Linked DNA regions of Homo sapiens: region 1 is linked to region 2. Evidence: chromatin loops called from intact Hi-C (ENCODE). Cell type or tissue: ascending aorta. All regions are shown on one strand. Each heading gives the region's core, and the rest is flanking DNA. Links, peaks and the distances in the headings are about the cores only.

The links. Hi-C counts contacts between places; a loop is a spot of excess contacts. Peaks named below come from ENCODE experiments on the same cell type or tissue, not always from the same donor. Only the 100,000 strongest peaks of a DNase experiment are listed, where the experiment ranks them.
Region 1: a loop joins it to region 2, with 2.1 times the contacts of the local background. A loop is called at or near these places in 1 of 110 quality-filtered maps.

The regions. Positions count from the first base shown.
Region 1 is chr12:11,774,404-11,785,432 of GRCh38, forward strand. The region is part of intron 2 of ETV6 (ETS variant transcription factor 6); the gene reads left to right. Among named protein-coding and RNA genes, the nearest start is that of ETV6, 130 kb to the left of the region's middle. RefSeq lists an enhancer at 6,310-6,379. In ascending aorta, for the core only: no CTCF peak of the experiment used is centred there; a DNase peak (open chromatin) is centred at 5,148; H3K4me3 peaks cover 532 bases; H3K27ac peaks cover 4,551 bases.
Region 2 is chr12:11,689,138-11,700,166 of GRCh38, forward strand. All of the region lies in intron 1 of ETV6 (ETS variant transcription factor 6), which reads left to right. Among named protein-coding and RNA genes, the nearest start is that of ETV6, 45 kb to the left of the region's middle. In ascending aorta, for the core only: a CTCF peak has its summit at 6,345; DNase peaks (open chromatin) are centred at 4,136, 6,454 and 9,024; H3K27ac peaks cover 3,871 bases.

The DNA of each region.
Region 1 (11,029 bases), core at 1,306-9,305, 85 kb after region 2:
AAAGTCAAAGGCTGGATGTAGGTGAAGAGACTATGGACTCTGCCTTCATGTCATCAGTTAAAGTGCCCTGCACACCTGCCTGTCCTAGGTCCTGTAGGGATGTGATATAACAAGCATGAGCTATACCTTAGTGTCTGTGTTCCAGAACTTTGTTGGCTCCCGAAGCACCTTTCCCTCCTCCCAAGAGGAATAAACAAATGTAAATAAATGGTGCCCAGGTTTTCATTTGGCTCACAAAAGATTATATAAAACTCATAGTCTGTCTGAAGTATGTTACCTGTAAACCTGTTTCAGCTAACCACCTTTTCTAGCACAATCAAGCTGGTAAAATACATGCCTGCACGCCAGCCACGGTACTGAGGACCACATCAAAACTGCTCCTTGAAGGAACTTGGAGAAAATGAACAACCAGCAACTTGTTAGCTGGTCTCTGAATGACAGAGGGTACTGCTTTAGATGTCCCCCAGGAATTCTGAGTTTATGCAGCAGAGGGACCGTAGCCCCGGGGTCAGGCAGGACAAGGGGATCAGACCTTCCTCTTGCTATGTGTGGATCATTATTCAGCTGAATGTCTCTAATCAGGAACTCTGGGCATAAAAACACGATCTCTGCAGACTTGTGTGTGGCTAGACGCCCTCTGTGTGCTGTATTTGTAATTCTCTGTCTCTGTATGGTTTCAGCCTTGGAAGAAGCTTTGAACCAGTGATGAGTTTGCTTTCCGCAGTCAAAACTGTGGTTTGAGAATTTCACTGTTAATAATTGGGAGTAAAGGAAAAAGCTGGGCTATTGAAGGGTAAAGCCGATGTCCCTAGGACTGTGGCCTCAGGAAGATGACTGGATGGCGGCAGCAGAACTGATGGCAGAAACCAGGGAAGCTGATGTTGTATTGCAGCCTCCCTCACACAGATTCTAATCCTAGAAAGTGGACTGTGGAAAAAAACTTAACTATTCACAACAAACGTTTACCAGTCTTATTTAGTGGCAGGCCTTGTGATGAGTGCTGGGGTTAAACCATAAGTCAAATACAGACACTGCTGTCTTTATTATTCATTAAAATGTCTTTAGGGTAATTTTGTATTTACATCTTCAGCAAATATTAACTGAGCACCTGTGATCAACCACATAGCTGCTAGGCACTGTGAATACCGTGGTAGACAAGAACAGACGCTTTTCTTGTTAATCCGTGGAATTTACAATCTAGAGGGGAGACTCCACCTACCCCACCAGATGTGTGCAGAAGGCGCCATCACTGCTTTAGTTTCAGGTCTTTGCTCAGGTCATTGCTCACACTGAGTCCACATTTATAAGTTTTCCTGTCGGGTGAGCTGCCGAAGGGCCAGGGAACGTGATAAACCATACAAGCAGCGCATCCAAGAAGTGGTTTCTGAGCAGTCACTGAGACAGCGAGGGTTCCCTGCACTGAGCACCAAGTTATTACTATTTTCCATACACGTCAATATGTTATTGATTGCTTCACTGTGCTGATCTGTTTTTGTTTCATGTGGCTCTTTGGGTCTGTCTAACCTGGTATTTTCAGTCTCACCAGCATTTCTAAAGTTCTAGAGACCCATTTCATCCACCTTACACCATGTCTACCACAGTGCCAGGCATCAAGCCTGCTAATTGTGCTTGATGGTGATTATTACCAGCCCCGGATTTGTAAGAGTCACCAGCAGTGGCATTTCAAGATTTAGCCTGGGAGCTCACGGTTATGTGGAAAGAGGGGCTCAAGACTAAGCCCAGGGAGGTTTTGGGGTGATAGAATTGATTCTTTACACTGAACGTGAATCCTCAGTGATGTTTTGATGAGGATGCGGGACATTGTGCTATGCTAAAGCCCGTCACAGCAGCATTAAAAATGTCCCAGTATGGAGACCTGACTTACACCTTGGCTCAATCATTAAATTAAATAACTCACCAAAGAATAAATACCAACAAATACTAGAAATGTTGATTTTTAGAATAATAAAATATCAGTTTTTGTTTTTTGAACTGGCAGGGAATTTTTTTTTTTTTCTTTTTGTAGAGACAGTATCATGCTATGTTTCCCAGGCTGGTCTCCAAGTCCTGGCCTCAAGCTATCCTCCTGCTGTGGCCGCCCAAAGTGCTGGGATAAAAGGCATGAGCCACCACACCCAGCCAGAATTTTTTAAATGTTAATTTTCAATACACATGTAGCTATGAGGAGATGGACACATTCTTTCTATCTGACACACCTGGTCACTCCAAACGTTCAGCACTTCACATGGGAGGCTACATATGGAAGTGAAATGAAAAATCACCAGCAGCCGCAGAACAAAAATATAATCCAGTGAGCATAACTTTTATGGAAGCACTTCAGCAATATGGGTAAAGGACCTGAAAACACTTTTGCTCTTTGGCTCACTAATTCCTTTTCTAATAACCCATCCCTAGGGAACACTCTCCGATGCTGACAAACCTTCTTACACATGGTTCTGCAGAGCAGCAGAGGCCACCACCAGCAAGGTTCAATAAATTAAGGCAGGTCATTATGTGGGACTATTATGCACTAATTAAAAATCACATTTTTTAGGCCGGGCGCAGTGGCTCACGCCTGTAATCCCAGCACTTTGGGAGGCCAAGGCGGGTGGATCACAAGGTCAGGAGACTGCGACCATCCTGGCTAACACAGTGAAACCCCGTCTCTGCTAAAAATATTTAAAAAATTAGCCAGGCGTGGTGGCAGGTGCCTGTAGTCCCAGCTACTCGGGAGGCTGAGGCAGGAGAATGGCGTGAACCTGGGAGGCGGAGCTTGCAGTGAGCCGAGATAGCGCCACTGCACTCCAGCCTGGGTGACAGAGTGAGACTCCGTGTCAAAAAAAAAAAAAAAAAAAAAAATCACGTTTTTTAAATGCTCATATAATATAATTGAAAAGGCAGGGTACAAATCTCTCTCTTCAGAGTCATCTCAATTGTTTTTAATCCATAAAAATAAACCAAAAGGCTATGGAGGAAAATAGTTATTGTGGTTATCTCTAGGTAGAAGGATTGTGGGTAGAATTTCTTTCTCTTTACTGTGGAGTTTTTTTGTTTTTTTTTTCTTCTGGCATTGCCCAGGATTATTTCTGTCCATCAGGGCGTAGTGGGTCACTTCTGTACCCAGCAGCTTGCACCTAGATTTATTGTGTCAAAATGCAAATCTGGGCGTGCATTTTCCATTGTCCCCTCCCCACCTGCGCTTAAAACCCCTCCTTGTCTTCCTGCTGTAAGTAGGATAAATGCACCAGCTGTACTGGGCCTTTCCCATTTCCCATGCTGATCACATTCTCTCGCCTCTTTCTTCTGGCTACAACACACTTCTTCATTCCAAACCCTTCCCCCTGACCCACCTCCACCCCCCACCCTAGCAAGATTAATTCCCTGTAATTCTAGTTCATCCTTTTGGCCCCAGTTTAAGCCATTTATTCATGCCAGGCTTTACAGAAGACTCACCAGCACCTCCAATGGGCTTCCAAGGTGCTCTCAACTTCCCTTAACACAGGTTCCCAGTTTATCCTCACCACTGAAGCCCAAGAGCTGGGACTGTGCCAGATTGATCACCAGTGCATTCCCCCAGCACACAGCAGGACTCGGCTCACCCTGGATGGTTCTTAAGCATTTATGAATGGGTGGATCTCACCTACGTGACCTGGAACTTCTCTGTTCTCAGAGCAAGCCATGTCAAATAGCAGAAAATGCACCGGCTTTGGAGCCTACTGCAGGACTAGATGTCTCAGGGTCGCAGTTTCCTCATCCCTAAAAAGGGGAATCACGATGCTTATCTCATGCAGTTATTGTGAGGTTACAAGAGTTACTGCTTATGAAGGGCCCTGTCCAGCATCTGGCACGTGGCAGGTCCTCCGTGAATGACAGCGCCTTCCTGGGCAGCCTGGCGAGCGCACACGCGTGTGCACACACACACACTCCTGTGTTTAATATAGCCCTGTCTGTTGTGAGCCACTTGAGGAGAGGTGTCCCTAGAAGAAACTTTTTTCCCAGAAAATGAGGCCTGGCTGGTGCTCATCCTGAGTTCCTGGAAGGCAGTGTTTTCTTGTAACCATCTGAGATTCCTGGGGCTGGGTATAGTGCCTGATGCTCTCAATATATGCGTGTTGAATCAAACCAGAAGAAGCAGGCTGAGGCACTGAGTGAAAACCTATGTGGATGTCCTGCTGCCTTTTCCTTGTGGAGGGTAGATCATTCCCAACTCTGCCTGAAACTTTGATGCCTTATTGGAGGAAGAGAAAGGTAACTCCCTTGTTGAGCCATAGAGCTCTTAGTTTTTCTTTCTTAAAAAAAAAATCACTCTTCTTTCAAACACCATTAAATTAGTCCAGTTATGTACACTGGGCTTGTATTGCATGGTTTATATAAAAGCTAAGTTCTTTCTTTAAGATTGGAGCCCTCCGTGTGAGTGATTTCAGGATAAAAGGCCTTAGAGGATTAGACACATTATTCGTTTGTAAAACTGATTGCTCAAGTGATACAGCCCTAGGGCTGCCCCCTTATTGTAGCTTCTTGAACACTGTCAAACTGTCAGACTTGGGTTGGTGGTTATTTTATCTCGCAAACAACCAAAACCAGATTTACATTGTAAGTAGATACTAGCGTGGCTTTTGTCCTTCCTATATCTAGGCCCTGAATACTTCAGAGCCAGATTAAATGCTTTGCTCTATTTTTTCATAGATTTGGGCTTCGACCAAACATACAAGTTGAGCCTGTTGACTTCTCTCTTTGTGGATGCACACGTGCGTCTCTGCGTATATTTGTGCATGCTTTCCCGAATAAGTCCTCTTTTAAAACTCAGCCTTTCATCATTTTAGAAATGATTTGCTCTTTTACAGCTTGTACTTTTTATGGTTCTTAGAGGATCACTGCAGCAAATATATTTGGCAGAAATTGAGCACACAAGCCCTTCCCCAGAACTCAGTACTGAATTTGTTCAGTTCCCATCTTAAAAACTTGAAACTCCTTTGACTTTTCCTGTGATGTGCTTATTTCTGATCTGAAACTGTAGTTCAAAGCTAGACTTGGTAATCATTCACGTCAAGAAAGGAATGGATTGCTCAAAAAAGAAGTCAGACTCTAAAAATAGCCTCCATACCGAGGCCCACTTTTCTACCTAGGGAATCAAGACAGAAATATTTCCAGGATTGAAATGACATAGTTCAAGTGACGCAACCATTTGGCTGCCTGCTATTTTTCTCTTTTCTGCCAGAAGGAAAATATATAATGTAGAAAAATTCCCCTAGAGTTGTTAAAATAATCACTGAAATAACCTTTGGTGCTTAGTATGGTACCCTGGAAAACTTGGATCTCTAGAATGGTTCATTTCAGAGCTTTTCCAGATAGCCAAGTTTTTATTAGAAAATTGGTTGGTATAGACGGTGCTCACTGTGACTGTTCAGTGCATGATGAGAATCCTTCTTTACAGAGATAAAAAGTGTGAAGAGAATTGCTGAGAAGTAACCATTCATTCCCTTCTGCATTTGCCTAGTGTGCTGTGTAATTAAATGAGCTGATAAAATTTACAAGAAATAAAGCTTTATGCAATTACAAATAGATGACATGACTTTTTAAAAGGTTTTGCCCATATTTTTCACACACGCTCTACCTTTAGCCTTCTCTGCTTTCACACAGATGCTGAAAAACAAAAGAGTTAATTAGAAACCATTCCTTTTCTCTCTTTCTGGTACAGAGAAGGCTTCCACTAAGTATGTGCTGAATAAATGACCCAGTCTGAAAGTTTTAATTTATTACACAGTATATTCATAGAACTGTAACTGTTACAACCTCTAGTTTGATAGATGTAGCTGTTTTTGTTTTTTTAAGTTGAGATTATATTAATATCTGTCACTTGGGTTGCCAGCCTTTTAGAAGAAAATTTGGGGTTTATATTAGAATAGGTTTTAGGTTCAGTAGCCTGTATCCTTTTTTACTGCCCTGGGACAACAGCAAATATTCACCTAAATTCATTCTGTGGTGTAACACTTTAGAAGTATACCAGTTCTTCCTTGCAAATAACAACAAAAAGCTCTGAACAACTTAATCACAGAGAAAAAAAAAGCTTTTATTGGAGGTATATTGGGCAGCTCATTGGCTGATAAGGTAGCAGAAGCAAAAGGATACTTGGCAGCCCGGAGCTTAGCTGAGATGGAGCCATAAGGACAGTTTTATTAGGATGCCACCACAGCTCGGCTGCCAGTGGACACATGAATTCGTGAGACTAGCACCTCTGCCATAAATAACATCTCACCATCCCTGGGGAATTGGTCACTCCCTTAAGACTCAAACACTGTGGCAAGTGCATCTAATTGGCTGAGTCCAGGTTATGTTCCAGGGAACAGGGGAGAAAGCTCTGCCAATCTTGGGATTCCCCCACATGCGGTATGTGGATGCTGAGCAGACAAAAATATAGAAGTCTAGTAGATGATTGTAAGTTACTGTATAGCAGTGTGTTTCATCTTGTTCTTACGTCCTGTGGAAGCTTTCTTCATGGCGAAGTTAAGCAGTTCCACATCTGCATTCCCCCAGATCAGCACACCAAAGGTGAACAGCTTGGGTTTCCCCCTACTTTCAGTTACAGGTACAAGATGTTAGCAAACTATGCAAATCTCAATGAGTTTTGTTTCCTAATTCTGTTTGCATGCTAGGAAACTTGCCTCATGATACAACAGTAAACCCCTGCTTTAAGAAAAACATGAGGCTGGTTTAATATGTACAATGTCCAACTCTTAGGAAGTGTTTATTTTTCAATTGCCTTTAATAATTTCTCATAAAGATCGATGAGTCTAAGAATTGTGAAGGACCTCAGAGATGATATATTTCAACTTGTCATCCACGTCACGACTGTCTCTTTAGCATCCCAGAGATAGCAGGACAGTCCTCCCCTGCTTGTGTGTATTCAGTGGGAAGTACTTCCCTGCCCCCTTTTCGTCCCGTTCTTGGATGGTGCTAGATGTGAAAAATAGAGTTGAAACTCACCTCACTGTCACTTTGCTCTTGGTTCTAGTTTTGCCATGTGAAACCAGATAGGGTGTATTCTTTCTACATTAAGTCTAGAGACAGAACTTTGGAATCAGATATGGATTTGATGCTCAGCTTTGCCATTTACCCAAAATGAAACAGTTACTTTAACAGTATTTTTCGTCTAATATGTGCAAACTAATTGCTGAATGGATAGGCAGTTATTTTATTAATGCAACAAAAGGTTATGTTAGCATTTTAATATTTGTGTTGTATTCACATTGATCGTTTTTACTTGGACTATAGCCAAAGTCAGAACTCTTCTTTTGTGGATTTTTTAAACTTAAAATATATGCCTTTACATTTAACCCTATTACGTTTTATTTAAGTTGGCTGAGGTAATGCCTATCATCCCTTCTATAAACTCCTCTTTCCTACTTTATGGCTTCTATATTAGATGAGTACTTTCTCTGTACCTTTATGTTAATTATTTGGAAGGGAAAAAGATTGAATGGGACGGGACCTGTGAAAGATCCCTGTGGCATACCGCTAGAGACTGCCTTCCAGGTAGGCATAGTTTTAAAACTATAAAGTTAACTTTATAGTTAACAAGTATATTGTGATTATGTTTTCTGGCAAATAAATCTCTTTGCTGCCATATGCCATAAATGACACATTATCATTTTTGCAAATATGCACAATGGTACTACATATCAATTGACTGTCAGCCTAACCCATAAGAAAAAGTCAGGATAGACTGTCAAGTTATTTGCTGAAATCAGATGCACTGCTTGGCTCTCTGTAAAATCTTTACCAAGTACCCTCTTTCACTTTACTCGTCTACTCATGGCAAATCTAAAACCTTCTACTTCAGCTTAGGCAAGACATCTTCTTGGGTCAGTGGTAGATGTGAACAATCTTCGTGGGTCAGTGGTAGTTTAACAGTTTGTTAAACTGTTGTTAATCAATGTATCTACTCTCGGTGATTTTAAGAGAGAAAAGAAGACTTTTTGTTTTTGTCTGAGAGGAGTTTTTAACCTGGAAAGACAGCTGAAACGTTATCTGAAATGTGAAATGTTAAACATTTTATTATTAAGAGACAGTGTGTTTTTTATTTTACTCACACAGTATGTGTGCATTTGTGTTTTCTGCGACTGCACATTTGTAATAATAGGCTCATATTTTGTTTTTCATTTTAAAATTGGCTTTGTAGGATGTTCACTAATGTGGAAAGACAGAGGGATTGGGGAATCACTGGGAAATGCTTGGAGTCAGTCTGTTATGTAGATGTGCAAGGTATTGACTACAGAGTGAGACACTCTTGCTTGGTTATGTCCTATTTCTCTCTGAATTTTTTAATTCTCAAAAAGTAATTTAGAACTATAACACCTTGGTTTGTATGAGTGTAAAATGATTTATAAGATAACCTCAGGTGTGTTGACAGAAGAAATGCAATTAAATTGTTTCCATGTTTAAGAAAAATATGGGAGGTATATGTATTATAAGTATACATCTATTGACTGGCTAAAGAAGAAAAGATGACTAGGGTATGCCATGCTAAGGAGTTTAGATTTTGTGCTGGAAGTTTAAATAGGGGAGAGAAGGGATGTGTGTTCAGAAGGCTTTTGTAGGTAGCAGCTGTAGCAATGATCTAGGTGAGAAAAAAATAAGTACAAGCCAAAGCAGTGTCAGAGAGATGGAGTGAAAGAGAAACATTCAAGTGATTAAGCAGATTGATTGGGCAAGGTGAGTGGCAGATCAGATGAGGAGCAAGGGATGGGAAGCAGAAAAGACAAGTCTCCGTGGAGCCCATTATCTAGAGTGGCAAGACGAGAAGGAAGAGCCTATAAGAGGGCTCCCCAGAGAGACAGGAGGGAAATCACAGAGATCAAGGAAGGAGAATTTCAGGAAGGAAAGAATGATCCTGCCCAATCAGATGCTGCATAGAATTCAGGTAAGATGAGGACTGAAGGTGTCTTTGGCTTTTCCAAGTAGGGAAGTCATCAGTGACCCAGTAAGCACAATTTCTGTGGCGGGGAGAGGCAGGTGGAAACCTGATTGCTGTGGGTTGAAATGTGGAAGAAAGTGATTATAGATGACTCTCTTACTGGATTGGAATCGAGAGAAAAGATAGGATCTGGAAGGCAACAGCGGGTGAAGGGAGGTTTTTGCTTTTGTTTTGTTTATTTAATGGACGGTATTTAGCCATGTAGAATTGTTGGTAAGAATCAGAGAGTTGAAAATAAAGGAGAAATATGGGGTGATTTATGGAACAGAGTCCTTGTAGAAGTGAGAAAAAATAAGAGGCAAAGTAAAAATGGAGGTATTATTTCATTTTCAATGGAAAGATGGACACTTGTTACACTGAAATCAGAGGAAAGGTGTGTGTGAACATAAGACAGTTGTTTGTATGGGGGCAGGCTTCATAACTTGTGGAAACTCCCACTTCACAGCCTTTTTGTTTGTGGTTGGTTGTTTTTTTGTTTGTTTGTTTGTTTGTTTTGCCTGAGAAGCCAAAGATACAGGAGGTGGCAGTGAAGGAAATGGGAGAGTGCCTGATTGAGCCAAGCTGGGGTCCCCCCACCGCGTGGCATCGCCTCCCAGTGGGAGGCCTGGAGTTTGTATTGATACTAATTTGTCTGTCTGTGTGGTTTCCCCCTGTGCTGCTCAACACCGTAGTGTAGGAGGGGTGAAAGGAGATGGTGAGACCCATTCTTTCAGGAAATATTAACTGAGCACCTGCTATGTGCCAAGTGTGTTCTAAACTATCAAGATACAGGCCAGGCACAGTGGCTCATGCCTGTAATCCCAGCACTTTGGGAGGCCAAGGTGGGCGGATCACTTGAGATCAGGAGTTCGAGACCAGCCTGGCCAACATGTTGAAACCCCGTCTTCACTAAAAATACAAAATTAGCTGGGCGTGGTGGCACCCGCCTGTAATCCACTACTCAGGAGGCTAAGGCAGGAGAATCACTTGAACCTGGGAGGCTGAGGTGGGAAGATTGCTTGAACCCTGGAGGCGGAGGTTGCAGTGAGCCGAGATCACGCCACTGCACTCGCGCCTGGGTGACACAGCGAGACTCCATCTCAAAAAAAAAAAAAAAAAGATACAGAATTTAACACAGGAGGAGCAAGCCATGTGACTATGTGAGTTCAAAGTATTCCAAGCACAAACAACAATAAAGACCTTGAGGAGGGAAAGTGTTTGATGTATTAAAAGGAACGCGAGGAAGCAAATGTGTCTAAAGTGATTGGCAAGTGAGGAAGAGCGGAGTTCGGAAACAGGAGTGGGGCAAGAGGACTTGGGAGGAGGCTGTAGGCCACTGTAAAGATACTGTGTTTTTTGTCATTTTCTGAGACAGGCTCTTGCCTCGGCTGGAGTGCAGTGGTGTAATCATAGCTCACTGCAGCCGCAAACTCTTGGGCTCATGATCCTTCCGCCGCAGCCTCCAGAGTAGCTGGAACTACAAGTGTGCACCCCGTGCCTTGCTAATTTTTTTTTTTTTTTTTTTTTTTTGGTAGAAATGAGGTCTCACTATGTTACCCAGGCTGGTCTCAAACTCCCAGCCTCAAGCAATCCTCCTACCGCAGCCTCCCAAAATGCTAGGATTACAGGCATGAACCACTGCGCCTGGCCGGGACTTTGGCTTGTATTAATAATTTGCCAATGAGAATTGTAAGCAATGGATTGACATGCTCTTTGAATTTTAAGGAATCATTCTAGCTATTGTGTAGAGGATAGGAAGAGGGAGAGTGGGAGAAAGGAGGGGGAAGTGTGAAAGTAGAGAGGCCTGTTAGGGATCTCTTAATAAGTCTGGCAAGACATGATGGCAGGCCGTACCAAGCATGTTCCTACCTCAGGCCTTTGCACTTGCTGACCTCGCTCGCTGGGATGCTCTTCTACCAAATATATACTTGAACCACTGCGTCCCTCCTTCAGAGATATCTGCTGAAATGTGAGGTCTTCATAGTAAACCTCACCCCTTCACTTGTATACCCTTTCCATGACATTTTTTCCTCTATAACATTTATCACCATTTGACACAGTGTATATTTTACTTGT
Region 2 (11,029 bases), core at 1,366-9,365:
GCGGGGGGGCGGGAGTGTTTACTGGGAGTATGGAAGAGCATTTTAAAGTATGGAAGTAGATTGAACCCCTGTGCTGGGGCTGGGGACAGGGAGTACCATAATACAATTTTATGCTGTTAGGGGATCTCTGCAAAACCTAGAGTAAGTAGAGGAAGGAGTCTGTTTGAAATTAGGAATAGTAGGGTCAGGGTCCAGATGGAGGTGGGGAGGAGTGGGGCTCAGACCTGACCACTGCTTCTCTAGGCGTCGTTTGAATATTTAAAGACAAAGCACAGTACATTTGCTATTTTATTTTATTTTATTTCATTTTATTTCATTTCATTTTAAACCATGGCTAACTCTTCTCCAGTCTTCTCCAGGAGAAAAAACTTGATTGTCATCCTGGCACAAAAATGTCCACAGTTAGGCTAACAGGCAAGCTTCCGTGAGCAGATCAAATTTGCTATTCTGGTTCCAACATTTAACTCCCTAGCTTTTTTTAAAAGAAAAAATAAGCTGGCATCAACTGAAATTTCAGGTTAGGGGCTTGGTTTGAGGATGTTTGGGGAAGCGGGAGCTTTCTGCCATGTCTTTTGTGGACATTGGATGTATTTCCGCATTCTGGTTGGCCACATTTCCCCCTGGGGCAGATTCTTCAGAATCATTTGTCTCCCACTGGGAGTCTTTTTCCCTCCCCCCCCCCCCCACCCCCCTTTGTCTTTTTCTCTGACATCTGCCGCACACTCTCTCCAGGGCATACGGTCCAGACCCTCCTGGGAGAGCTTCATCTGCTTAGTATAACTTCTAGCAGAAGATAGAACTGATGGATTTTCGTGCGCAAATACAGATTCACAAGGGTGTTCGGTGTCACAAGCATGGATTTATGATGCAGTTTGAAAAGGGTCAGAATATTCAGAGATGAGATTAATGCCAGCCCATGAGTGCTTTGTGGTGCTGAGGTAACTGAAGTGCATCTGGTGGTGTCCAGAGCTCAAGTCCCCACTGCAGACGCCAGGAAGAAAGAGGTGGCTCGCAGACTGAGAAGGGGCGTAGGGATGCACCCTTCTTGTCTCCTTCTGCTTGATAATTTAGATAGAGGATGGCAGGTGTAAATCAGTTTGTGGTAGATGCAGTGTGAGCTGTCCTTTCTCCCCCTTCCTCACGTCCTTACAAGACACCTGTCTGCTTTGTATCGATTCCGGCACTGTGTTATGATATTCTTGTAGTTTCATTTTTTTGTTGTTTCTCTTTTGATATTGGACTTTATATGCAAAGAATGGGATTAGTCATAATCTTTACTTCAAAACACATTATCTTCATATTTTTATGCTGGTTGTGATGGCACACACCTGTAGTCTGAGCTACTCTGGAGACTGAGGTGGGAGAATCACTTGAGCTCAGGAGTTCGAGTCTGCAGTGAGCTATGATTGTACCACCGCACCCTAGCCAGGACAACGGAGCAAGACTCTGTCTCTAAAAAAGATAGAATGGGCTGGGCACGGTGGCTCATGCGTGTAATCCTAGCTCTTTGGGAGGCTGAGGCAGGCAGACCACTTGAGGTGCAGTTCAAGACCAGCCTGGCCAACATGGTGAAACCCCATCTCTACTAAAAATATGAAAATTAGCCGGGTGTGGTGGCGGGCGCCGGTAGTCCCAGCTACTCGGGAGGCTGAGCCAGGAGAATCGCTTGAACCTGGGAGGCAGAAGTTGCAGGAAGCCAAGATTGTGCCACTGCACTCCAGCCTGGGCGACAGAGTGAGACTCTGTCTCTAAATAAATAAATAAATAAATAAAATTATATAAAATAAATAGTGTAATAACCAACTATGTAGTCACTTCAGGCTGCTATAACAAAACACATAAACTGAGTGGCTTATAAACAACAGAATTTGATTCTTTCCGTCTGGAGGCTGGTAGTCTGAGGTCAGGGTGCCCAAATGGTCAAATTCTGGTAAGGGCCCTCTCCTGGGTTTCAGGCTGCTGACTTCTCACTGTGTCCTCACATGGCAGAAGGGCGGGGAGCTCTCTAAGGCCTCTTTTATACGAACCTAAATCCCATCCATGAGGGCTCTACCCTCATGACTTAAAACACCTTCTAGAGGCCCCATCTCTAAATACCATCACATTGAGAGTTAGGATTTCAACATACGAATTCTGGGGTAACACAAACCTTGTCTGTAGCAGTGACCATAAACCCATCCCCCCAGACAAATCTAGGACCTGGAGCATAACCTGCGTCTGAGCAGATTGCCATCCTTCCCACACCTCCTCTCCCTTCTTTTCTCTACCCAAGGTAACTATTATCTGAACCCTGTATACATCTATGTTTCCTTTTCTGCATACTTTATTTCGCTTACATATCGTTCTAAAATGGAACACATAAAAACATAAGACATACACACATAAAAAGTATGTAGCTATATAGATATGTATTTAATTGTTATCACCTTTCAACTTTATAAAAAGGATATCAGACCATATATAATCTTTTGGGACTTACTTTTTTACTTAACGTCTCGACTGCCAGCATTCATGTGTATTGCTATGCATCACGGTAGTTAATTTGCCTTGTCTGCTGTATGATGTTCCATCATGAGCCGATTATACACAGTTTATTCATTCACTCTCTCATTGATGGGCGTTGAAGTTGGTGCTAGGATCTTGGCAATTGCAAACAGGTTTGCCATAAATATATTCATGTATGTATAATCAGTTGTCCACGTGCAAAAGAGAGTCCTTTGTGTTCGTGACTCCATTATTTTGAAACCAGCAGTAGTACTGCACACTGGGAGAATGTTTGTGGGAAGCACAATAAAGGTAAGTCCTCAGTACTTTGTATTTCAGTTTGGTGTGAAGAAGTAGCATGTAGACTTCATAGGAGACAAGACACTTCTATGGTTTGAGTATTTGTCTCCTCCAAAATTCATGTTGAAACTTAATGCCTTAATCCCCGGTATGGCAGTATTGACACATGGGGCCTTTAAGAGGTGGTTGGGTCATGAGGGTTCTGCCCTCATGAATAGATTACCCCATTCATGGGTTAATGGATTAATGGATTAATGGGTTATTATGGGAATGGGACTGGTGGCTTTATAAGAAGAGGAAGAGAGACCTGAGCTAGCATGCTCTGCCCCTTACCTTGTGTTACCCTGCACTGTCCTGGAACTCTGCTGAGTCCCTCCTAGCGTGAAAGCCCTCTCCAGATGGGGCCCCTTGACCTTGGACTCCCTAGCCTCCATAACTGTAAGAAATAAATTTCATTTCTTTGTAAATTACCTAGTTTTAGGGATTTGGTTATAAGCAACAGAAGACGGACTACATATCTTATTTTAATTTTGTTCCTCCCACTAACTTCCCAGCCCCACAGTGCTTGGAGCAACTGTTTCTGCAGTCATGACTTCAGTACAGTTAATGCCTGTTGACTTCATCTTATGTTAAATTCTTTGCAGGTAAAGCCATGTTCCTTATAAGATCAGTCTTTTTTTGTTCCTCTATGTGTCTAATCAGGTCAATTCTTTGCATTATTTTATTTAGCATCATCTACCAGGAACTAGGCAGGCATTGTCTTAATAAAGCCTGGTTCTTGCAGTTGGAGAACTTGCTATCTAGCTGGGAGAGGCAGTATGCAAACTAAGATTTAGAATGCGTTATGAGGCCAGGCGTGGTGGTTCACGCCTGTAATCGCAGCACTGGGAGGCTGAGGCGGATGGATTGCCTGAGCCCAGGAGTTCAAGACCAGCCTGGGCAACATGACGAAGCCATCTCTACAAAAAATTAGCCAGGCATGGTGGCACATGCCTGTGGTCCTAGCTACCCGGGAGGCTAAGGTGGGAGAATCACCTGAGCCCAGGAGGTTGAGGCTGCAGTGAGCTGTGATTGCACCACTGCACTCTAGCCTGGGCGACAGGATGAGACCCTGTTTCAAGAATAGTAATAATAATAAATTTAAAAATAAAATAGAATGCATTATTATATGTACCTTAGAACTTAGGTCTTAGAGAGTGCCTACCTCTCCTTGGGAGAGAAGACTTACGGTGGTGGGAGACAGTGTTGCATCTGTCAGATAAATTAGGGAAGGCACATGGGGCGGACGATTTCAGAGAAGTTAAAGGCATGGGAGAACATTTGCCACGCAGGCCGTGGCAAGTGGTTGGCTTTGACTGTAACATGCAGCGTATGCAGTTCCTGGAGGCAGATGAGGGAAGTCATGCAGTACTTGTGTTTCTGTGAGTCTCTTCAGTTTTGGGGTTTGTAGACAGGTCATGTTCACTTACTCCTAACCTGTCTCCCACAATAGTCATCTGGGTCTGTGCTACTTAGTGTCATCCTCTCACTCTTTCCCTTGGTGGCATATCCAGTTGGCTAAGAGGACAGGCCTGACCTTGTGCCCAGAGTAGGGAGAAGATCCCGATCACCTCTGGTCCTTGTCAGGCTGTTTGCTTGGATGGTAGAGTTCACCCAAGTTCGGACTCAGGAACGGCCTGTGGTCATGGAGTAGTTTTTTTCTGTCCAGGGTCTGGACCAAGATAACTCCATCACAGGGGTAGCAACAGTATGTGCTGGGGCAATTCTGCTACCCACTTCTGGTGTCCTTCAGTGCTTTCCCTGCACTATCTCTGTCCCCAGCTGCTTCCATCCATTTGCTTTCTAGTGATGAAGCACTGGGGGAAGCTGCAGGGATGGCTGCTGCACCCACATCCATCCCTGCCCATCTGTTCTCAGAGACTCTATGGCTAGCAGAGGGAGTGATGATTTCAGGGAAGAGTACCAGAGAGGGCCAGTGGGTAGCAGGAGTCTCACTTCTTGGAGAAAACAGCTGGTCCTCTGTGACCAATTCTCCCTCAAACTAGGGAGATTATATGGCCACTGCATACACAAACACACATGCTTGCGAAGATAGGATGGAGTTGTACCAAATAAAAAGTTTATTGAAAGGGATGGTGGTAGAGAAACACTGTATCATGCCGTGGCATAACAGGGTATTATATGTTGGATGGCTTTTTGGAAATCATTTTAGGCCAACCTTATTAGAGATCTAATTTATTTGTATTCTTGTAGCTACCTAGCACAGTGGTAAGAACACAGACCAACATTTGGTAAACCTTGGTTTGAACTCTACCCCTGCTGCTTCTGACCTCTGTGAGTCTGCATATTATTTAACCCCTGAGGCTCAGTGTCCTCGGTTGAAAAATGGGCCACTAATTTAGTATAAGGGCTATGTAAGATGTAATGCACATGACATGTTTTATAATAGCTTCTTATGGAATTATCTGAATTGGGGACCCATCTGTTGCTTTTATAAAAAGTTCACCCCTTAAGACAAGTCAGTCCAATGGCCATGTTTAAACCAAATGTACTGTCTTCTGTAATGCTCAATATATTTTTCATGTCATTGAGTGCAGAGACTAGGTGGGAAGATGATCATATACAGACAGAATGGGCACCACTCTGCCTAAACATGGCTCTCGCTTTCAAAACAGTACTTTAAAATATCTCCTCCCTATTAAACTTTTCCAGTGAAGACTCTTTTTCCACCTGGTTATTGTCTCTGTGTTTGTTACAGCCTTCTCTCTGCTTTCAGATATTCAACTCTGCAAAGTCGTAATCATTTATCCACATGTACTTTTGTGTGTGTTTGTCCCATCTCTCTCTTTAGAAGACATGTTCCTGCTGGTGCTTGGAATAAGACGTTCTTTTCCCTCCCCGTGGAGATGCTATTTTTCCTCTCTTTAAGGAGCTAGGAGAGAATTTGGTTCAACATGTCTTATGTATCAGTTTAGCACTGTGCTTTTCTTCCCTTAGATTGACGTGTGATTTAAAAAAACAAAATTTGGAACCGGTCATGTAAAGATGGTGTATGTCACTTAGTATAGGTCATCTCTGTACCCTTTGTATACTGAATTTTGCTGTGACCTGTCAAAGGATACCGAAGACAGGCCCATGCGAAACATTTAATTTCTGGCATTTTCGTGCATGTGAGACTCATCTGATGTGAACTGAAGGTATGTTATCCTTCCTTTTAATGATACCAAATCTGGCCCAAATTCATATGACCCCTTAGAAAATTACTGTGATAGGAACAGATTCTAATGAATTGAAATAGAGATTTCTCCACCTCACGTAATTAGGATTTGAGAGTTAAATAAGAAAGTCAGGGATAGGGACAGGGATAGAATGGCATGGAGAAAGTTGGAGCCAAGAACACTGAGGAAAAGAAGGGAGTGACAGCAGCAAGGACCATTGCTGTTAGGAAGGGAATTCTTTCATCAGACACTGGAATTCTCCTGCCAGGCACTGGAGTTTGCCCTAGCTTCTGTCTGCTTTTACTGGATCCTGGGTCCTCCAGCTGAAGTGAGTTGTATTACAATCCCTTCCAGTTTTGCACTTCAGGGAAGTGAAATGGAGCAAATCCTAATGGCACAGGCTGGAGGGAGAAGGACTAGTTTCTTTAATGTGACTCAACACCTGGCAAGGCTGTCTTTTTCTCAACCGGGTTTCATCTGTTAGTTCTGCAACATGCAGAGTCAGATTTTGAGGAGTTTCCAGCTCTCGCCTTCATGGCTGTCCTTGTGTTTGTGTTTGTGTTCTCCAGGCGCCTCCTTCTCCACTCTTTCTCCAGTGCTGGAGACCTAGGGGTGTGCATCCTGGAGGATTGTGAGGAACCTCAGCTGCTCCCCTCGTCCTCTGACCAGGCGGTGGGCTCAGGGAGCTTTGGAGTCTCATGCGGTCAGCAGCGCTTAGCATGTTCAGTTGGCTTTTTCCATATCACCAGTGACATCTTTCTTCTTCCTAATCATCGACTCATGGAATATTAGAATTACCAAGCCTCTTGCAGTTCCTGTGGTCTAATTCCTTCATTTTAGAGATGAGGACCCCTAAGGCCTGGGGAGGGGAGATGATAGGTGTAGGGAAAAAAAAAAGAAACTTTTTCCTCTAAATAAGATTAGCAAAACGATAAATTAACAGGAGAAAAATAGAGAGTTTATTAACACGTGCAGCACACATCACACAGGAGAAACCTCAGTGATGAGTAACTCAAAGTTTCAAGAGTTTTTATTTCTTTTTTCTGTATAGCACTTGTCAGTCTCTGATATTGATTTTTACTTGTTTCTTAATGTTTGTTCTCCTTCCACTAGTACGTACACTCCATGGGAACAGTGATTTTCATCTGTTTGTCACTGCTTTATTCCCAGCACATAGAGCTGTGCCTAGAGTGGTAGGCAGATCATTGTTAAAACAATGAATACATGAACTTCGGGCAAGTTACTTAACCATTCTGTACTTCAGTTTTCTTGTGAGTAAAATAGGGATTAAAATAGTGCCTACTTCATGGAGTTGCAATAAAAACTAAGGGAGTTAATCCATCTAAAGTACCAATAACCCACCTGGCCCATAGTAAATGCTCAATAAATAGGTTCCCAGCCAGGCGCAGTGGCTCACACCTGTAATCCCAGCATTTGAGAAGCCGAGGCAAGAGGATCACTTGAGTCAGGAGTTCGATACCAGCCTGGGCAAGTGGTGAAACCCCATCTCAACTAAAGATACAAAAATTAGCTGGGTATGGTAGCAGGGGCCTGTAAACCCAGCTATTCAGGAGGCTGAGGCAGAAGAATTGCCTGAACCCGGGAGATGGAGGTTGCAGTGAGCTGAGATCATGCCACTGCACTTTAGCCTGGGCAACAGAGTATAAGACTCTGTCTCAAAAAAATAATAATAAAAATAAATAAGTTCCTTATTATAATTACTAAATATTGTATTTCCTCACTAGAATGCAAACTCCTTGAGGGCAGAGACTATTTCTTACATCATCTTTTTATTTCTAGTAGCAATTTGGCTGACACATGATTGATATTCAGTGTTTGTTGAACAGATAGATAAGTTATAGAAAAATTGTAGGTAATACTTCTGTAAATAATTGTTAAATTTAAATGAATAGATTTCCTTCCTGTCTTTTTCCCTAAGCTGCAATCAGTGAATCTACATGGATTACATAGATTGTGACTACACTGTGCCTTAACTCATCACTTAGGCAGTGGAGTCGATCATTTATTTTGTTGCCATGACTTGGCTGAAATTTCTTGGGGACTGACAGCAATGGCAGAAACTTGATGGGTCCTGAATGTCACCATAGCCTGTAAGCTACACAGGAGCCACCCGAGAACTCCTCCATTCGTGGTTGTAACTTCACAGAAATGCTTCCCAGTCAGAGGAGGTACTTAGCAGAGGCTGCAGGCATCTGAACAGACAGGTGCAGGAAAAGTTGAAAGGGAAGGTTAAGGGAGAAACATACTCCTCATCTCCGTTCTCAAGAAACGGCTTAAAGGTTGTAAAAGGATTCTGCTTTTAAGCTTGAGTCACTCATTTGACTTCTGTGGGCCTTGCAATTTCTCTGGTAAAATTAGAGAATATGACCAAGATTATCTCCAAGGACCTGTCTTACTTTTTAAGTTTCCTAATTCTGTGAAAAATGCTTAAGAAGGCCTCAGACTGATTAAGAATTTAGGGGTGTAAGTTTAAGTGGGGATACTGATAAAAGGGCAGGGGATGTTACTGTAAGAGCAATGGAAAAGTGTCTGAGTAGTGTAGCATATCCATTTGTGAGAGGAGTAATTAATTAAAAAATGAAGGCAGAATCCACATCTTCACAAAAGTTTCCTATCTCCTGGTTTGGATGAGTGTATTTAATGTGAACTAAGTTGCATGTGGGCTGTCTAATCTGGGCATCTGACTTGTGAATCCTTCCCATAACTAAGCCCCGAGAGATTTCCAATCATGCCCATAAGGTAATGCAATTTGGCAAGAGGATTTGGACTTGACGAAATCTCTTGTTCTATTTGGCATCCAGAAAAGGCTGACTTGCCTAATTTGAAAATAAATTGAAAACAAAAAAAATTTAAAAAAACCTCTGGTTGTTCCTTGTTTGATGAAATACCATAGAAAACTATTACTCTTTTTCCATACCCCATTACTATGGAGAATATGTTTTTACCACTGACTCTTCTAAGTATCTGTCCTTAGTTTCCTGTCCTTCCCTGCCACAGGTTCCAGGAAGGCTGAATCACTACAGCATGGTATTAAATCATAGAAATACGTGTGTATTTTGTACCATGTGGGTCTGCTTGCATTCCTAACATCTGCATTAGTATTAGTTTTCTATTGCTGCATAACAAACTGCCACAAATTTAGTGGTTTAAAACAACATTCATTTCTTATCTCAGTTTCTTTGGGTCAAGAATCTGGACACAGTTTACCTGGGTCATCTGCAAAGGGTCTCAGAAGGCTGTAATTAATGTGTTAGCCAGGGCTGTGTTCTGATCTGAGGCTTGACTGAGGAAGAACCCACTTTGTTAGCAGAATTTAGTACCTTGTGGTTGTAGGACAGAGGATTTTAGTTTCTTACTAGCTGTTGGTTGGAGGCTTCCCTCTGTTCCATACTATGTGGGCCTCCCAACCTAGACACCCACAACATGGCAGCCTGCTCCTTCAACAACTAGCAAGGGAGTTTAATGTTTTCCTGTAGCTCATATTTCTTTATAGGTGTGACCTCAATTTTTCCCCTAATACCTTTGTAAGATAGAAGTAGGGAGAACCAAGATAGATCCAAAAAGGCTGAATGAAATGCCTGAGATTGAGCTGGTGGTTGCATTGAACAATATAAATTGATGAATAACAATTTATTAATTGTGCCAGGCACTGTGCTAAGAGCTTCATGTCAGTACATTCTTGTTTAGTTCTTAGCACAACCCTCTGAGTTAGGTATTACTACTACTAAACTATTTAACAGGTAGGGAAGTTGGGGATTAGAGAGGTTATGTAACCTGCCTAAAGTTCACAGACAGAAAGTGCACAGCCCAGATTTGAACACAGGCAGATTCCAGAACCCACTATCATCGCACTCTGAAGATCTCTCCATTAGAGCACGATGCTGCCATGTTCAGGATTCTTCCTATCTTTTGTTAAATACTTAAGTTCCTGCAATATTGCAAAGGGATAATTGTAATAGGTTGCCCCTTTCAAAGTGCTTTAATAAAATGAAAGGACAACATTCTTTCTTTTCTGCTTGAGCCAGGCTTTCTCATTTTTCTGAAGACATCTAGGATAAATGGAAGGAAACCAGAATTTAGTGGGGTTTGCATGTATTGATAACAGTTTTGCTGAATACACATCCAAGAGCTAAAACATGCAAACTCTTCAAAATTGGTAGAATACAGCTTGCTCATTTTAATTCATTTAAAAATGTTCATTTTAATTAAGCATTACCCATTTTATTATTCCATAAAACACGAATCATCTGGAAAAGGCAGCATAGGTCTATTTTTCCAGCCTATAAAACTATATGTAGATGGATCTTGATGAGGGATGTACAAGATTTAATTAGAAACTGAAATTTTAGAGTAAAAAAATGCAGGGGTGTGTGTGTTTCTTCTATATTTGTGGAAACCCAAAGAGCTATCCTGCAGGATACTTGAAAATATATATAAATACAGAGGAGAAATAAAGTGCGGAGAAGGTTTGTTGATTATTGAGCTTTTTCATGGGTGATAGAATGGAGCAGCTGTAGGATGGAGGTAAAGAGGATAGGAAAATGCTCTTCTGGGTCAGACCCAGCCCCACATCCCAAAATGTTGTGGCCACCCTCTGTGTTATGTAAAATGTAGGAAGGTCCTCCCAGCTGGAGGACCTTCGAGTATACTGCGTTCCCCCTCCTCATTCACTAGGGAGGATGCAAAGGTGCAAATGGGCCAAGGTCATGCATTGGACTTCCTTCATTAAACTGTTATGAATTTGCCTTCCCTGAGCTCCTGTTGGAAAAATGTCTTGAACTTACTGTTGTTGTTTCTCCTACTGCGTTTGTATTTCTTTTTATAAACCTTAGTCCAAGTCAGCCCAGTGCTGTAGTTATTTGTGTATCTGTGTCATTCTCCCTAGGATGCCCTGGGCCATTTTTAATCAACTTTGATCCCCTTTCAGTGCCTTGCATGAGGCCTGGAACATTGGAGGTACACACTGTGTATTGACTGAATCGAGTGAAAGGTATTTGAATATACAG